Regions from separate parts of the Homo sapiens genome. Here region 1 is linked to region 2. Evidence: chromatin loops called from intact Hi-C (ENCODE). Cell type or tissue: PC-3. All regions are shown on one strand. Links, peaks and the distances in the headings refer to the core of each region. The heading gives the core; the rest is flanking DNA.

The links. Peaks named below come from ENCODE experiments on the same cell type or tissue, not always from the same donor. Only the 100,000 strongest peaks of a DNase experiment are listed, where the experiment ranks them.
Region 1: it touches region 2 in a loop (15-fold over the local background); 3 of 110 quality-filtered maps call a loop at or near these places.

The regions. Positions count from the first base shown.
Region 1 is chr6:110,479,928-110,489,309 of GRCh38, forward strand. No RefSeq gene overlaps it. Among named protein-coding and RNA genes, the nearest start is that of SLC22A16, 8.0 kb to the left of the region's middle. In PC-3, for the core only: a CTCF peak has its summit at 3,822 (motif pointing right); DNase peaks (open chromatin) are centred at 3,834 and 4,584; H3K4me3 peaks cover 297 bases; H3K27ac peaks cover 1,178 bases.
Region 2 is chr6:110,995,269-111,004,650 of GRCh38, forward strand. RPF2 (ribosome production factor 2 homolog) reads left to right here. Exons shown (of 10, transcript NM_032194.3): 5 at 1,915-1,996; 6 at 4,443-4,519. Among named protein-coding and RNA genes, the nearest start is that of RPF2, 18 kb to the left of the region's middle. In PC-3, for the core only: a CTCF peak has its summit at 4,578 (motif pointing left); no DNase peak of the experiment used is centred there.

The DNA of each region.
Region 1 (9,382 bases), core at 393-8,392, 520 kb before region 2:
CCAGCATTACTCTGACATCAAAACCAGGTAAAGACCTTACAAGGCAAGAAAACTATACACCAATATACCTATATGAACATAGATGCAATAATTCTCAACAAAACTTTAGCAAATTGGATGTCTCTTTATATTTAAAAGGACAAGTACATCATGAGCACATGAGATTTATCACAAGAATGCAAGAGTGATTTAACATCTGAAAATCAAGCAATATAATTTACCATACTAACAGACCATATGAAAAAACATGATTATCCCAGTCAATGCAAAAAACACATTTGGGAGAAGCCAACACCTTTTCATAATAAAAACACTGAACAAACTAAGAATAGAAGGGAATTACATCCATCTCATAAAGGGCATCTCCAAAAAACAACCCATAGCTAACAGTATACTTCATGTGAAAGACTGTATGTTTTCTCCCTAAGATTGGGAACTAGACAAAGATGTCTGTTCTCACTGCTTCTATTCAGCTTTGTATGGGGGGTTCTAACCAGAGCATTAGGTGGAAAAAAAGGCATTCAGATTGAAAAGGAAGAAATAAAACTGTGTTTATTCACAGATGACATGGTCAAATATAGAGAAAATCTGATGGAATCTATTTTTAATAGCTACTAGAATAAGTGATTTTAGCAAAGTTACAGGATATAAGATTAATATACAACAGTCTACTGTATTTCTATATACTAGTAAGGAACAATTAGAAATTGGAATTTTTTAAATACTGTTTTCTTCTTTTTTTTTTTTTTTTTTTTGATATAGGGTCTTACTGTGTTGTCCAGGCCGGACTGCAGTGGAATGATCATAGTCCACTGCAGCCTCAACCTCCTGGGCTCAAGTGATCCTCCCACCTCAGCCTCCTGAGTATTTGTGACTTCAGGCATGCACCACCATGCCCAGCTAATTTTGTAAATTTTTATTTATTTTTTCTTTTTTCCCCTCTTTTGTAGAGAACACGGTCTCGCTATATTGCCCAGGCAGGTCTCAAACTCCTGGGCTTAAGCTATACCCCACCTTTGCTTCCCTAAATGATAGGATTACAGGCATGATCCACTATGCTTGGCTATTTTTATTTCTTTTGTAAAGTGGAGGTCTCACTATGTTGCCTAGGCTGATCTTGAACTCCTAGGCTCAAGCAATCCTCCTATCTCAGCCTCCCAAAGCCATGCTGGGATTACAGGCATGAGCCACCAGGCCCAGCCTAAAATACCATTTTCAATAACACTTAAAATATACTTAGGGATAAATCTGACAAAAATGTGCAAGATCTGTAAACTGAAAACTAGGTATGAACATGTATTGTGCAACTTGCTCTTTCCCTTGAACATCTGTTTGTGAAATTCATCCATATTGATACATGCAGCTCTAATCCATTCTTTTTCATTGCTACATAGTATTCCATTGTCTCAATAAACCACAATTTACTTAATCATTTTCTTATTGATGGACAGGCAGGTTATAGCCAAAATCTTACTACAGCACCATTGCTATAAACTGTCCCTCTGTACATATTTGTGAGTTTTTCTAAGGTATATCTCCAGGAGTTGCTGTGTTATATGTATACCCTATAACACAACAACCCCTGGAAAACTGCTTAGAAAAACTTAAAATATTAAATATTGCCAAATTGCTTTCTAAAGTGATTATAACAATTTACCTTCCACTCAAGAGAGTATAAAAGTTCTAATGTCCCCACATCTTTGCCAATACTTGGATCATCACACTCTTAAAGATTAGTCCATTAAAGAGATGTAAAATAGTATTATATTGGGGTTTTAATTTGCATTTCTCTAATTAGTAGTGAGGTTTTACATCTTTTCATATGTTCATTGATCATTTGAGTTTTCTCTTCTGATAATTGTTTATTCATATTTTTTGCACATTTTTCTATTAAGTTATTTTTATTTATATTGATTTGTAAGTGTTCTTTGCAGAATCTGGATACCTATCTTTTGTCAGTTAAGTGTTATGAGTAATTGTGTTTTCAATCTCTTTAATGTGTCTTTTGATAATCAAAAGTTTTTAAAATTTTAATGGTGTCAAATTCATAAATGTTTTCCTTTAAGGTTTGTGATTTTGTGTCTTATTTTAAATTTTTTTCATTACCATGAGGCCACAAAAATATTCCCTTCTATTTTCTTCTAAAAGTCTGTATTAGTCCCTTTTCACGTTGCTATAAAGAAACACCTGAGATGGCGTAATTTACAAAGAAAAGAATTTTAATTGGCTCACTGTTCTGTAGGCTGTACAGGAAGCATGGTGCTGGCATCTGCTCAGCTTCTGGGGAGACCTCAGGAAACTTATAATCATAGCAGAGAGCAAAGGGCGAGCAGGCACGTCACATGGCCAGAGTGAAGCAAGAGAGGTAAAGAGCTGCTACACACTTTTGCATGCCCAGATCTCACATTAACTCACTCACTATCATGGAGAACAGCACCAAGATGTTGGTGCTAAACTATTCATGAGAAATCCCCCTCCATGATCAGTCATCTCCCACCAGCCCTCACCTCCAACATTGGGGATTACAATTCGACGTGAGATTTGGGCAAGGACACAGATCCAAACCATATCATCTTAAATCCACTGGAACAGACTGATTTGTTTGAGGTAGAGATCCAGTTTTGTTTTTTTTCTCATATAGATGACAAATTGTACCAGCCCCATTTATTGACTACTCCATCCTTTTCCTGCATTACCATCTCTGCCATCTACAAAGTTTCTATTTATGTGTGGGTTTATTCTGGGATCTCTAACTCTGTTCCATTGGTCTATTTATTTACCCCTGTGCCCATGTGTCTTTATTATTTATTATAGCTTTACACAATTTGCTCCAATCAGTCTTTCACCCTTCCTACTCCAAAATCGTTCTTATCAAAGTCACCATGATCTGTATGTTGCCAATTTTGTTAATTCTTAATATTTATTTAACTTAATCTCCATTGTCAAATAATAATTATTTCAAAAAGTGAAATCATGGCTCACATACAAATATAAAATGAATACATGTAAATGATTTTATTTTACTCACTAATGAGGGAACCGGTAAGATGTTACAACCAGTTTAAAGAAGTTAATGAAACTCACATACAAAAGCAATAAGGAATGCTATTCTAAATTTACAAATACAGTTGCACATTGCAAAACAACATTTTGGTCAACAATGGACCCCATATATGTTGGTATTCCCATAGGGTATAATGGAGCTGAAAAATTCCTGTTGCCTTGTAACATCATAGCTGTCCTAACATCATAGCACAATGCATTACGCAATGTATTTGTGGTGATGCTGGTGTAAACCAATTCACCGTACTACCAGTTGTATAAACGCATAGCACATACAACTATGTACAGTGCATAGGACTTGATAATGATCATAAGCAACTGTATTACTAGTTTACGTATTTACTATACTGTACATTCATCATTATTTTAGAGTGTACTCATCGTACTTATAAAAAAAGTTAGCTGTAGGCCGGGCTTGGTGGCTCATGCCTGTAATCCCAACACTTTGGGAGGCCAAGGCAGGCAGATCACCTGAGGTTGAGAGTTTGAGACCAGCCTGTCCAACATGGAGAAACCCCGTCTCTGCAAAAAATACAAAATTAGCCAGGCGTGGTGGCGGGTGCCTGTAATCCCAGCTACTCGGGAGGCTGAGGCAGGAGAATCGCTTGAACCCGGGAGGCAGAGGTTGCGGTGAGCCAAGATCACGCATTGCACTCCAGCCTGGGCAACAAAAGTGAAACTCTGTCTCAAAAGAAAAAAAAAAGTTAGCTGTAAAACAGCCTAAGATAAGTCCTTCAGGAGGTGCTCCAGAAGATGGCATTGTTGTCATAGGAGACGACAGCCCCAAGGATATTATTGCCCTTGAAGACATTCCAGTGGGACAAGGAGTAGAGGTGGAAGGCAGTGATATTGATAATCCTTACCCTGTGTGGCCTAGGCTAATGTATGTGTTTCTGTCTTCATTTTTAACAAAAAAGTTTAAAAAGTAAAAAAAAAAAAATTTAAATTAAAAAAGTTTATAGAATGAGGATATAAAGAACAAATATTTTTATACAGCTGTACAATGTGTTTGTGTATTAAGCCAAATATTATTAGAAAACAGTCAACAAGATTGTTAAAATTTAAAAGTTCATAGGATAAAAATGTTACGGTAATCTAAGGTTAATTTATTATTGAAGAAAGAAAAAAACGTTAAATATATTTAATGTAGCCTAGGTGTACAGTGTTTATAAAATCTACCATCAGGTACAATAATGTCCTAAGCCTTCACATTTACTATCTCTCACTCACTGGCTCCCCCAGGGCAGCTTCCAGTCCTGTAAGCTCCATTCATAGTAAGTGCACTACATACATGTAGCATTTCAAATCTTTTTTACTGTATTTCTACTGTGCCTTTTAAATATTTAGATATGTTTAGATGCAGAAATATTCACCACTGTGTTCCAATTGCCTACAGCATTCAGTTCAGTAACATGCTGTTCAGGTTTGTAGCCTCGAAGCAATAGGCTCTACCCTACAGCCTGGTGTGTAGTGGGCTATACCATCTAGGTTTGTGTAAGCACACTGTATGATGTTTGCACAATGACAAAATTGCCTAACAATACCGCATTTCTTAGAACATATCCTTGTGGTTAAGCATCACATGATTATAGATGCAAAACTGGTTTATTCACAGGGCAATTGCATTCTACCAATTCCACCAGTGCAATTAATTGCATTGTACTGGACATAATTTGTTTTCATAGACAAGAATCATTTGCATTATTGTCAGTTTTCTACAACTTAAAAAGTTGTAAAATAGCTCAAAAGCAATGAAAAATAAATATAACCCTGAAGGGTATACTAGACAGAACACTCAATTTTTTTGTCCATTTCAGTGTATTTCACAACGTTTATTGGCACCATAATATTGGTTTGTCCTTCTTGAAACATCTTCCATCTCCCATGCCACCCCAATCTCTTAATTTGCCTGTTCCCTTGCTGCTTGTTATATCTCATTCTCTTAGATCCCTCTCCTCTTCCCAATTTCTAAGTGTTGGGTGCCCCAAGGCTCTGAGTTCTTCTCTTTTCTTTTTACAGTCTACCTAGGTAATACCACCTCGTCTAAGATTTGGCAAACTATATCCTATGGGCCAAAATCTGACCCACTATCTGCTTTCTAAAATAAAGTTTTATTGGAACATGGTCATGATCATTCATTCACATATTGTCTATGGCTGCTTTCATATTATAATGGCAGAGTTGAGTGGTTGGGACAATCCTAAAACACTTACCATCTTGTTCTTTACAGACAATCTTAATGGCTTTCAAAACATACATTGATAATCCCCAGAGTTACATGTCCAACATGACCTCATCCCAGCACTCTAGACTTGTTAACACCTCCACCTTCTCCACATCTCCACCACACATCCCAAAGCCACATTTCACCGTGGCCACCCTCACTCCTGTTCCTCTCCAGCACTTCCCATCTCGGTAAATGACATCCCTGTCCTTGAGTTGCTCAGGCCAAAACCCTTGGTGTCTTTTACTACTCCTCTTTTGCTTTCACACTCCATATCCTTTTCCATTAGAAAATTCTGGTTGCTCTTCCTTTATAATAGACCCCGATTCTGTTATACTCTGTCTCTCCCAGCTGCTCTCCTTGCTTCCTCCCTCACCCCACATAGCAGGAAATAGAATCCAGATCAAGTCCCTCCCTTGCTCAGCTGCTTCCTATCATGCTCAGAAAAAAATGCAAAGTCCGGCCACAGCTCTGGCTGCTTCTTTGACCCACCTCCCTACCACTCTTTCTCAACTCCTGCTCCACTCCAGCCACACTGGCATCCTTGCTCATCCTCAAAGACAGCAAACACAGTAAACACCCACCTCCCTAGTCTCTGGATTTTTCGCGTGCTATTCCTCTGCCTGAAACTTCTGGTCCTGGAGAGCCACGTGGCTCATTTCCTCACTTCAGTCAGGTCATTGTTCTCTGCTCCTCCTAAAATATCAGTCCTCATCATTTTCTAGCCCCTTACCATGCTACCTTGTTTTGTTTTTCTTCAACCTAATTATATATATATGTAATACATATATAATATGTGCATTCTGATATCATTACTCTCAAATACGAGCTCCACGAGAGCAAGCATTTTGACATATAATAGGTGCTCAATAAATATATGTTGAATAAATGAATGAATGGACATAGTCCAAGCAGAGGGAATAATAAAACAAACTGTAAGCAATTTCCTAAAAGCAGTTTCTCCACACATGAATGGAAGAAGACTGGGGTCCTGGCTCTAACCCCACCCAGCACTCAGGCAAGCCTTTCAGCTTCCTAAAAGGGAGCCTACCAACAACACACTTGCCCTTTAGAAATGCAATAAAGTCATCTTAACACAATACAGGGTGGATATATTTCTGCCAGTAAGTGGAAGGGAGGTGGGAAGAAAGGGAGGGGAGAAAGCAGGGGCCTGAGAGGAAACTATGTATGTGCATTCTTCTAAATCTAGAAGGTGTAGTTGTTCAGTTGGGTGACTTAGAGTCCCTGGCACGTGAGTAAATGTTCTGATGTCCAGTGGTCCAAGGGGCCTCCAGGCCCAACCCTCATCTCAGCCTGGCCTTTCTATTCAAAGTGTCCCTGGAACCACATCTAGGTCCATACAAGGTATCCAGAAAGTAGAAAGAGGACAGACAACAAACACCACAATTGAGTTAATTGATGGGCAAAGAGTGACCAAGAGCTCTACTTATAAAATGACAAGTATGCATCCGATTATAAGGTTAGCTATAAATGGACCGGAAGCATCCAGAGCTAAGAAATCATCAACAAAGTGGGAAGGGGAGTTTGTGTGGTGGGGGAGGGGGAGGATGGCAGCTCACTGAGTTATTGCAGTAAGAGTCTTGCAGCCATTCTCATAGGGTCTGCCCCACCCTGTCCTCCCCTTGGCCCAGGGAACCTGCTCCAGCTACCAAGCCGAAGTCCTTCCTCAGGAGAGCCCAGTCAGAGCCTGCCTGGGGAAATTCCAGAGTCAAGTTTGTCTCAGCACCCTCTCACTTCACTTCCCACACTTCTCTCCAATTCCAGACACCCCATCACCTGTGTCCCACCATGCATCAGGCTGGGGCTGGTTTCTAATTGCCACCCTCACCTGTACCTAGCACTCACTGTGTTCTACCCATCTGAAGGCTCCTGGTTCCAAATTACCTCCTCTCCATTTCTCAAAGTCCTGCTTTCCAGGGCCTGTGAATCTAGATGGAATTTAGGCTAATACTGGATTCTCTGTCGAAAAATTACCTTGGCTCCCCCACTGCCTTTGAATGTTGATGTCCCCAGCATTTCTTTTTTTCTTTTCTTTTCTTTTTTTTTTTTTTTTTTTTTTTTGAGATGGAGTCTCACCCTGTCACCCAGGCTGGAGTGCAATGGCGCAATCTTGGCTCACTGCAACCTCTGCCTCCTGGGTTCAAGCAATTCTCCTGCCTCAGCCTCCCAAGTAGCTGGGATTACAGGCACATACCACCACACCCAGCTAATTTTTTTTGTATCTTTAGTAGGGACGGGATTTAATCACGCTGGCCAGGCTGGTCCCAAACTCCTGACCTCGTGATCTGCCCACCTCAGCCTTCCAAAGTGCTGGGATTACAGGCGTGACCCACCACACCCGGCCGTCCTCTGCATTTCTTATCCCTGGCTCTTCTTCCCCTATTTCCTCTCTCTCTCTTTTCGTAAAATTAGAGACAGGGTCTCACTATGTTGCCCAGGCTGGACTCAAACTCGTGGGCTCAAGTGATCCTCCTGCCTCAGTCTTCTAAGTAGCTGGGACTACAGGTGCTCGTGCCACCATGGCTGGCTCCCTCTTCTGATTGAGCAGATTCTCCAGGTCCAGATCCCAGAAAATACCACCCAAACTGTAACAACCTAATGGGTTCGTCTTGCCCACTGTCCAGAAAAGCTAATGCACTAAGAACATCAGGTGTTGCAGCAAATAAACAGTTTAATTAGCTGGGCATAGTGGCTCACACTTGTAATCTCAGCACTTCAGGAGACCAAGGCAGGAGGATCACTTGAGCCTGGGAGTTTGAGACCAGCCTGGGCAGCATAATGAGACCTCATCTCTACAAAAAATAAACAAAATTGTCAGAGGTGTTTGAACCAGAACAACTCCATTTTGAATAGGAGCTGGGCAAAATAAGGCTGAGACCTGCTGAGCTGCATTCCCAGCTGGTTAGGCATTCTAATTTACAGGATGAGATAGGAGGTTGGCACAAGATACAGGTCATAAAGACCTTGCTGATAAAACAGATTGCAATAAAGAAGCGAGCTAAAACCCACTGAAACCAAGATGGCCATGAGCGTGACCTCTGGTTGTCCTCACTGCTACACTCCCACCAGCGCCATGACAGTTTACAAATGCTATGACTATGTCAGGAAGTTACCCTATGTGGTCTAAAAAGGGGAGGCAGGAATAATCCACCCCTTGTTTGGTGTATATTTTAGAAATAACCATTAAAAAGGGTAACCAGCAGCCCTTGGGGCTGCTCTGCCAATGGAGTAGCCATTCTTTTATTCCTTTACTTTCTTTATGTACTTATTTTCCCTTTATAGACTCACCCTGAATTCTTTCTTGCACAAGATCCAATAACCCCCTCTTGGGGTCTGGATCAGGACCCCTTTCCAGTAACAACTTTCTGGAGAGCCATGAAAAGACTACACTGAGGAGACCCTCGACTCAAAGGAAATAGACTAGCACTGACTGACTGATTTTGGGTACATGGTGGAGTACCCGGGTCAAGGATGGGATTGGGTTAGGGGCCCAACTTAGGGGAGTTAGAGTCTCTCCTAAGACAGAGAGGGTTAAAGACCCCTCTTAAGAAAAGGCAAGGATGCTTGACCAAACCTTGGTTCACGGCCCAACTTAGGAAGATTAGAGTCCTTCCTAAAATTTAGGGGGTTGGAGGCCTGTCTTGGTAAAGTCCCTCTCAGCTAAGAACAGGTTTGGCATTACAGGATGTTAACTGCTATTTCTTTGGATAAGTCTGCCTTGCACTCTTTGCTGGTGGCTGTGGGTGACAGAATTAGTCATGTACAGGATCATGGGACATGGGGAGCTTTTTCCTCCCTAAAGGAGGAAACTTGAGAGCTGGTGAAACTGCTGGAAAAGATCCCTTCGTGACTGACAAGAAGCCACCTGAACTTTTGATTCAGCATCGCTGGGATGGGTGGGTTTTTCTCTGGCCTCTCTGAGCTCTTCACCTTCCCCACCCTACTGCAGACTACGCTTCACTCCTTTTCTCTCCTTTCTCTTTCTTATCTTTTCTATTACCCAGGGCTACCATCTTGCCCAGAGACCACAAATTGAAACTCCTGGTTGGAGACTGGATTAACAATTATGGGGCC
Region 2 (9,382 bases), core at 672-8,671:
TCACATATGACATCGCATGTGGCCTTTGCAAGTTTTTGCAGGAGGTGGTATTATCCCTATTGATAAAGTTAATTCTCAGAAAAGATTATTTGTCCAGATATTTAGTGGCAGAGCCTGAATTCTTGGACTTTCTGACTCTGCATCCCCCACTCTGGTTGTGGACAGGCCAGGTGGGTAGTTGTTTGCCATTTATGCTTCTGTTTAGAGGCTAGAATGAATGATAACCAAACTAGGGGCCCATACCTTGGAGAGTCTTGTAAGGAGTAAAGAAAAATGGAGGGTTATGACTCTTTCATCTGTTTTTTTCTTTAATATTAAGTTAAGAGGCTTTCCAATTGATTTCTGGACTAAAACATGTTGATTCTAATTTTCGTGCTAAAAGTGGTGATCTCAGTAAACTGAATCAAAGCATGCGGGATGTGGAGACTACAGGCATAATGTAAAAAGAGCTGTCTAGGATTAGAACCCCACACCTAGATTTTTTTAGTACTCTGAAATCTGTAATGGAAGTCTGTACTTCTGAGAACCAAATGGATAAGATCTCTCTCTTTCTTTTTTCCAAGATGGTGTCACTCTGTCACCCAGGCTGGAGTGCAGTGATGCCATCACGGCTCACTGCATGTAGCCTTGATCTCCTGGTCTCAAGCGATCCTTCCTCCCACCTCAGCCTCCCAAGTAGGTGGGACTATAGATGCTCATCACCATACCCAGCTAATTTTTTGTATTTTTCTTAGAGACAGGGTTTCACTATGTTGCTCAGGCTGGTTTCAAACTCCTGATCTTAAGCCATCCACCTACCTCAGCCTTCCAAAGTGTTGGGATTACAGACGTGAGCCACTGCACCCAGCCAGATAAGTTTTTTTTTTTTTTTTTAAGATAGTCTTGCTCTTATTGTCCAAACTGGAGTGCAGTGGTCTTGTTGCCCAGACTGGTATGCAATGCTTTTGTTGCCCAGGCTGGAGTGCAATGGTGTGATCTTGGCTCACTGCAACCTCCGCCTCCCAAGTTCAAGGAATTCTCCTGTCTAAGCCTCCTGAGTAGCTGGGATTACAGGCATGCACTACCATGCCTGGCTAATTTTTTTATTTTTAGTAGAGACAGGGTGTCACCATGTTGGCCAGGCTGGTCTCAAACTCCTGACATCAGGTGACCTCAGGTGATCCGTCTGCCTCAGCCTCCCACAGTGCTGGGATTACTGGCATGAGCCACCTTACTGGGCCTCGTGTGTTTTGAATGTATGCAATGATAGTAGTGATATCCTGCGAGTAAAAGGAATTTGTTCAGCAAATGAAACACTTGGTGTGCTATTCCAAAATGACAGCATAACAAAATAAATGGTTTCATTTTATTTATTAACTGAATAGTTTTCATGTATTCTTAGTCTTGAAATGCACATCTTTTCCCTAAGTACCCCAAATCAGGAAACTTGAAGTAAAAAGCTGGAAATACCTTTCCTCTGTATTTTTCTTTCTGGTTCATTAAGTCTTCATTAACTTCCACTGGAAGAAAAAAACTGTTAGAGTTTTTTGTTTCGTTTTGTTTTGTTTTTTTTAGACAGAGTCTTACTCTGTTCCCCAGGTTGGAGTGCAGTGTCGCATTCTCAGCTCACTGCAACCTCTGCCTTCTGGGTTCAAGCGATTCTCGTGCCTCAGCCACTAAGGTAGCTGGGATTACAGGCGTGTGCCTTCACACCTGGCTGTCTTTTGTATTTTTAGTAGAGATACGGTCTTACCTTGTTGGCCAGGCTGGTCTCAAACTCCTGATCTCAAGTAATCAACTCGCCTCGGCGTCCCAAGTGCTGGGATTACAGGTGTGAGCCACCGTGCCTGGCCTGAAGGTAAGATTTTTAAAGGTAAGATTCTTAAAGTTCTTAAATTTATGCATGGACTAAATGGGATTTATTTGGTTTTATAGGAATTCTTTTCAAAGAAGTCAGATTGTTCTTTATTCATGTTTGGCTCCCATAATAAGAAGCGGCCAAATAATCTAGTAATAGGTAAGTATAATTTACTTTTTAATGTTTTCACTGATAGAGTCAATTTGTTAGCAGCAGCGAATTCATACGGGTCTGCAGCAACTTGGTTCTTGCCTCTTCAGAGGAAATAATTCATCCAAGAGGCATAGGCAGAGTAAGAGACTGAGGGAAGTATTTGAACAGGAGTGAAAGTTTATTAAAAAGTTTTAGAGCAGGGGCCTGGCATGGTGGTTCATGCCTGTAATCCCAGCACTTTGGGTGGCGAGGTGGGTGGATCATTTGAGGCCAGGAGTTCGAGACCAGCCTGGCCAACATGGTGAAACCCCATCTCTACTAAAAATACAAAAATTAGCCAGGTGTAGTGGCGCGTGCCTGTAGTCCAGCTACTCAGGAGGCTGAGGCATGGAGGTAGCAGTGAGCCAAGATGGCGCCACTGTACTCCAGCCTGGGTGACAGAGTGAGACCTTGTCTCAAGGAAAAAAAAAGTTATAGAGCAGGAACAAAGGAAGTAAAAGGAAGTGAAGTACGCTTTGAGCGCCAAGCAGGCAACTTGAGAGATTCATGTGTGCTGTTTGACCTTTGACTTGGGGGCTTTATATGTGTTGGTATGCTTCAGGGGGGTTGGTGTCTCTTCTCCCTTGATTTTTCTTTTCTTCTTTTTTTTTTTTTTTCCTGAGACGGAGTCTTGGTCTGCTCCATCACCCAGACTGGAGTGCAATGGCCCAATCTCGGCTCACTACAACCTCCGCCTCCCGAGTTCAAGCAATTCTCCTGCCTCAGCCTCCCGAGTAGCTGGGACTACAAGTGCCCACCACCACACCCAGCTAATTTTTGTAATTTTAGTAGAGACGGGGTTTCACCATGTTGGCCAGGCTGGTCTTGAACTCCTGACCTCAAGTGATCCACCCGCCTTGGCCTCCTGAAGTGCTGGGATTACAGGCGTGAGCCAGCATGCCTAGCCTCCTACCTTGATTTTTCCTTGGGATGAGCTGTCTGCCTGTGCAGTGGCCTGCCAGCACTGGGAGGGGCCACATGCACGGTGTGTTTATTGGAGTTGTACGTATGCTCATTTGAAGCATAGAGCAAGTTCATATACCAGTTGAAGTCAGCCATTTTGCCTCCTAGTGTGCATGCTTGAGCCCACCCACCCAACTCCTGAGATCTTATTGGGAAGCAGCTGATTACTAGCTGCTGATTACTGCTGATCCACCCACCTTGGCCTCCCAAAGGGCTGGAATTACAGGCGTGAGCCACTGTGCCCGGCCTGATCTAAAAATTTTTTATTCAATGTCACAAGGTGAAAACAAAACCAAAAAACCCCACCAAACTAGTTTACAGCTTATTGATTACTCCTGATTCCTCAATACCATCAGTTAATCTGAGTCACAGAGCTTGTTACAGTAGATAGGCAGACACGCACAGGACAGGAGAGGCTGCCCACTCACCCGACCCCAACCAGGAATGTCAGGCGACCATCAGGTGACAGTCAGGCAGCTGTTTAACTGTCTCTCTAAAATAATAATTGGTTGCAGCCAGTGCCAAGGAGAGGCAGGCTCCCAAGAAATAGATTACACACCTGTAATCCTAGTTACACAGGAGGCTAAGACAGGAGAATTGTTTGAACCAGGGAGGCAGAGGTTGCAGTGAGCCGAGATCATGCTATTGCACTCCAGCCTGGGTAACAGAGCAAGTCTTCATCTCAAAAAAAAAAAAAAAAAAATTTATGTCGGTCAGCAAGTAAAGAATGGGGCATATAAATATGACCCTACCAATACAGTGAAGTGCCACAAGTAAGAAAGAATATGAAAAGATTCCCTGGTAATTCATGTTTCTTAGAATGCCTTTTCCTTCTGTCTCTGTCGGAATCAAATTCTGGTTTAAATGGGAAGCGTGGTCTCTTCGGGCTCTCAGCATCCCTGCCTACTTAGTTGTAGATGCAGCACAATTACTTTATACTTGCATTGAGTGTCTCTGAGCTCCCAAATAGCATGGATCCATTGGAATTGGGGGGGAAAATTATCCTAAGTTGTAGATATTTTTTTCATATGAAATATATATATGTACTAAATCAATATTAGAAAAAAAAATGTATCGACCCACATAAATTAATCCTTCTCTAATATCTATTGAATAAATAGATTTGAAAAAGAACCTTTACCTCAGTGTATTGAGATTGAGCCTGGCATGCTCACTGGCTTAGGCAAGCCCTTTACCTTCTGTAGGCTGTCATTTATTCTTCTATAAAATAAAGGAGTTGGGCTAAGTAATATCTGAGATCCTTTCCATGACTAATATCATAAAAATCAATAAGTAGAGTTGAAAATGTAAGAAAGTGGGATATGTTTGCGGGGGTATAGGGAGAAAAAAGAGGCAGATATTAGGACATTTTGAATACACAGCTCTTGTGGGTATATGTAAGGTGGCTCTTTGGGAAAAATACATGCTTAAAAATACATTTTCCTTCCAGGTCGTATGTATGACTACCATGTGCTGGATATGATTGAATTAGGTATTGAGAATTTTGTCTCTCTAAAAGACATTAAGGTAAGATACTCATAGAAATGAAAAGTATTTTGTAATGCTTCTCTTGACCAGTAGTGACATCTTGTGGTGAAGAGTACTGATAGAGTTTTGTAGATCAAGAACTTTGTGTTTTTATTTTGACATGCTCCAGGATAAAAATACAATTTTATTTTACCTTTCTTTTAAAAAGAGGAATATATTTGTAGTGAATAGCAACATATGTGGACTTTGTGGCTGTTAGACTTCAGACTGTGGTTACTAATTCTTGTCTAGGCCATAGTTTTTTTATTTTTTGTTTTTATTTTTTGCTTTTTTCATAGTTTGAATTTATTTTTTATTATTTTGTTTTATTTTTTTGAGACAGGGTCTCACTCTGTCACCCAGGCTGGAGAGCAGTGGCATGAACATGGCTTACTTCAGCCTTGACCTCCTGGGCTCAAGCAATTCTCCTACCTCAACCCCCAAGTAGCTGGGACTACAGGCACATGCCAGCACGCCCAGCTAATTGTTTTGTATTTTTATTGTAGAGACAGGGTTTTGTCATGTTTCCCATGTTGCCTAGGCTGGTCTCAAATTCCTGACCATGGTGTGAGCCAAAGCACCTGTAGGTCTATAGTTTAAATACTGTCCTCTTCCTCTGAATTATCACAGCACCTATTTTATGGAACCTTAGAAAAACCTGTAGAATTTTCAAATTGAACCCAGGAAGCTCTGGCTGATTCTATAGTATGTTGGTTACTAACCACCAAATGGCAGGTCAGTTCACCCTTGGGGAGTTGCATCTTTGTTTTAATGATATTATGAAATAGAAAGTAGTAAATGGTAGTAAAAATACTCTTAGAAAGGCAGGAAGAGTGTTCTAACTCAGCTCCTGGGTACAAATTGGGCTTCTGTTCCCTCAGAACTCTGCTTCAGGCTTAATCTATCTTATCAAATACATTATTTCACCTAGACCTCATAGCAATCTGGGTAAGGCCTAAGTAATTTTCTTTTTTGTATAGATTGGGAGATTGAAGGCCCATAGGGGTTTCATTGGTGAACTAGAATCACACATATGGTCAGTATAACCAAGATTAGGACTCTAGGGCTTTGAGAGAAGTGATGTTGTTGGTAATAGAAGGTTATATAACTGCTCTCAGTTTATGGGTTTTTGAGGCTCATGGTCTAGTTGGAAGTATTGTAGCAAAAATGTATAATTACTCTTTTCCTGACTTTAAGAGGAGGACATGCTTTCCAGGTTTGGTAGAATTCCTGTACTAAGCAACTTTATCCCGTGAGTTTGGAAAAAAAGGTTCTTACCAGATCCCTATTTAGTCAGTCACCCCAGTTTCCTCAGGTACAGGTGGAACAGTGGTCTGAAATTAGATTTAGAGGCAGAACACTTGGATTTGAGGCCTGTCTTGGCTATTTAGATGACATTTGTGACCTGACAAGTCAATGGCTTCCTTGACCTTCAGTTGCAATCACATGTAAAATAAGTATAACAACATCAAATGAGATAATATATGTGAAAATGCTTATCAGTAAAGATAATATTTTGTAACGTATTTTGTAAAGTACATAAACTGTGATGCTTGATTATGGTGGAAGCCCTCATATTATTTTTCTTTCTGTTTTTTTTTTTCTTTCGAGACAGGGTCTTGCTCTGTCACCCAGGCTGGGGCGCAGTGGCGCGATCTCAGCTCACTGCAGCCTTGACCTCCTGGGCTCAAGCAATCCTCCCACCTCAGCCTCCCAGGTAACTGGGACTATAGGTGTGTGCCACCTCACCTGGCTAATTTTTTTTTTGTAAAGACAAGCTCTCACAGTGTTGCCCAGACTGGTCTCAAACTCCTGGGCTCAGGAGATCCTCCTCCTCAGCCTCCCAAAGTGCTGGGGTACCCAGCTGTCATTATTATAGTGTCTCTTTGGGACCATGCACGAATCTCTGGAGATGACCAGCATAACCCCATTTCACCTTTACCACTGCCACTAGCTTATCACCAGCTTAGTGGGAGGGAGCACTGGCTGATGAGCACCTTCCAGTCCCTCTACTCTTTCCATTTCACTTCCAAAGCAATGAAATACTTCAGTCATTGTGCAGCTTCTAAACTAGACCACAGTCCAGGCTCTCATGCCTGTAAGCCCATCACTTTGGGAGGCCCTGGCGGGAGGATTGCTTGAAGCCAGGAATTTGAGACAAGCCTGGGCAACGTAGTGAGACATTGTCTCATATATGTATAAAGTAAACCGGCTAGGCGTGCTGGCTCACGCCTGTAATCCCAGTAGCTTGGGAGGCCAAGGAAGGCAGATCACCTGAGCTCAGGAGTTTGAGACCAACCTGGCCAACATGGTGAAGCCCCATCTCTACTAAAAATACAAAAATTAGCCAGGCATGGTGGTGCACGCCTGTAATCCCAGCTACCTGGGAGGCTGAAGCATGAGAATCTCTTGAACCCAGGAGGTGGAGGTTGCAGTGAGCTGAGATCATGCCACTGCACTCCAGCCTGGGTGACACAGCAAGACTTTGTCTAAAAAAATAAAAATAAAAAAGTAAACTGGACCACAAAACCATTATTGTTTGTCAGGTCTCATTTCTTTTTTTGTTTTTTAGAGACAAGGTCTCACTCTGTTGCCCAGGTTGGAGTACAGTGGTGGGATCACCGCTCACTGCAGCCTTGAATTCCTGGGCTCAGGCTATCCTGCCTCAGTCTCCTGAGTAGCTAGGACTGCAGGTGTGTGCCACCATGCCCAGCCACATTTTTTTTTAAGAAATGGGGTCTCACTATATTGCCCTGGCTAGTCTCAAACTCCTGAGTTCAAGCGATCCTCCCGCCTTGGCCTCCCCAACCACTGGAATTACAGGCATGAACCACTGCACCCAGCCCAGGTCTCATTCTTAACAAGAACCATTTAAATTGAACACTACATTTTCACTCATGGAGTGCATATATAACTATAAATTTTATTAATTGAGAATGTGCTTACATTGGCAATTCCTACATGTACTCAGACTTATTAGGCAGTCTTTTTTTTTTTTGAGAGGGAGTTTTGCTCTTGTCGCCTAGGCAGGAGTACAGTGGCATGATCTCGGCTCACTACAACCTCTGCCTCCCGGATTCAAGCAATTCTCCTGCCTCAGCCTCCCGAGTAGCCGGGATTACAGGCGCCCACACTCGGCTAATTTTTGTATTTTTAGTAGAGATGGGGTTTCACCATGTTGGCCAGGCTAGTCTTGAACCCCGACCTCAGGTGATCCACCCGCCTCAGCCTCCCAGAGTGCTGGGATTATAGGCATGAGCCACCGTATCCAGCCCTAGTCTTTCATTTTTTACCCCCCCCCCTTTTTTTTTCTTTTTAATTTTCTAACACCAGTGTCACCAATACCCCATTATTTGGTTACAGGTTTATATTTTTAATTTGTTTTGGTACACTTTCCCTTATTTTCCCTTTACTTCTCCCTTGTCTTTAAGACGTTGTGCTAGATATTTCTTACCTCACCTACCTACTTTTGTTGCCAACCCTCATTCCTCCGTTAACTTGTCCTTCTCCTCCACCCTCACCAGACAGAGTCTTGCTCCGTCACCCAGGCTGGAGTGCAGTGGCGTGATTTCGTCTCACTGCAACATGCGCCTACCTGGTTCAAGCAATTCTCCTGCCTCAGCCTCCCAAGTGGTTGGGATTACAGGTGCCTACCACCATGCCCAGCTAATTTTTTTGTATTTTTAGTAGAGACAATGAGAATATTTAACTCTTTAAACAAGCTCATTGAGAATATTTAATATTAGACTCTACCAGGAAATTGAGTGAGTATTCTAGGAGCCTGTTTCCTCAAGATGGCCATACGTCAAAGGATGATTATATTCAATGAAGTAAGACTAGCCTGGACAACATAGTGAGACCCCGTCTCTACAAAATTTTTTTTTAAATTAGCCTTGCTTGGTGGCATGTGCCTGTAGTCCCATCTACTTGAGAGGCTGAGGTGAGAGGATTGCTTGAGCCCAGGAGTTTAAGTTGCTGTAAGCTATGATTGCTACACTGCAATCTAGCCTGGGTAACAGAGTGAGGCCTCATGTCTCCCCCACCGACGGAGTTTTGTTCTTGTTGCCCAGACTGGAGTGCAATGGCGTGATCTCGGCTCACTGCAACCTCTGCCTCCCGGGTTCAGGAGATTCTCCTGCCTCAGCCTTCCGAGTAGCTGGGATTACAGGTGTGCGCCACCACACCCAGCTAATTTTTGTATTTTTAGTAGAGACGGAGTTTCATCATGTTAGTCAGGCTAGTCTCAAACTCCTGACCTCAGGTGATCCACCCACCTTGGCCTCCCAAAGTGCTGGGATTATAGATGTGAGCCACCATGCCCAGCCAGCTCATCTATTGTAGACTCCTGCCTAGTTCAGGGTCTTCATCATGTGCATGTGACTAGCATTTTATTTTTATTTTTATTTTTATTTTTAGATGGAGTCTCACACTGTCGCCCAGGCTGGAGTGCAGTGGCGTGATCTCGGCTCACTGCAACCTCCGCCTCCTGGGTTCACGCGATTCTCCTGCCTTAGCCTCCCAAGTAGCTGGGATTACAGGCACACACCACCATATGCAGCTAATTTTTTGTATTTTTAGTAGAGACAGAGTTTCACTATGTTGGCCAGGCTAGTCTCAAACTCCTGACCTTGTGATCCACCCACCTCGGCCTCCCAGAGTGCTAGGATTAGAGGCGTGAGCCACTGTGCCCGGCCGTGACTAGTATTTTTAAAAAATGGAATAGAGTAAAAAATATCAGTGCTGTATGTATTAAGTATTGGGGTTTTTTTTTTTTTGGAGACAGGGTCTTGCTTTGTTGCCCAGACTGGAGTGCAGTGGTGCTATCTCAGCTCACTGCAACCTCCACCCCAAGGTTCAAGCAAT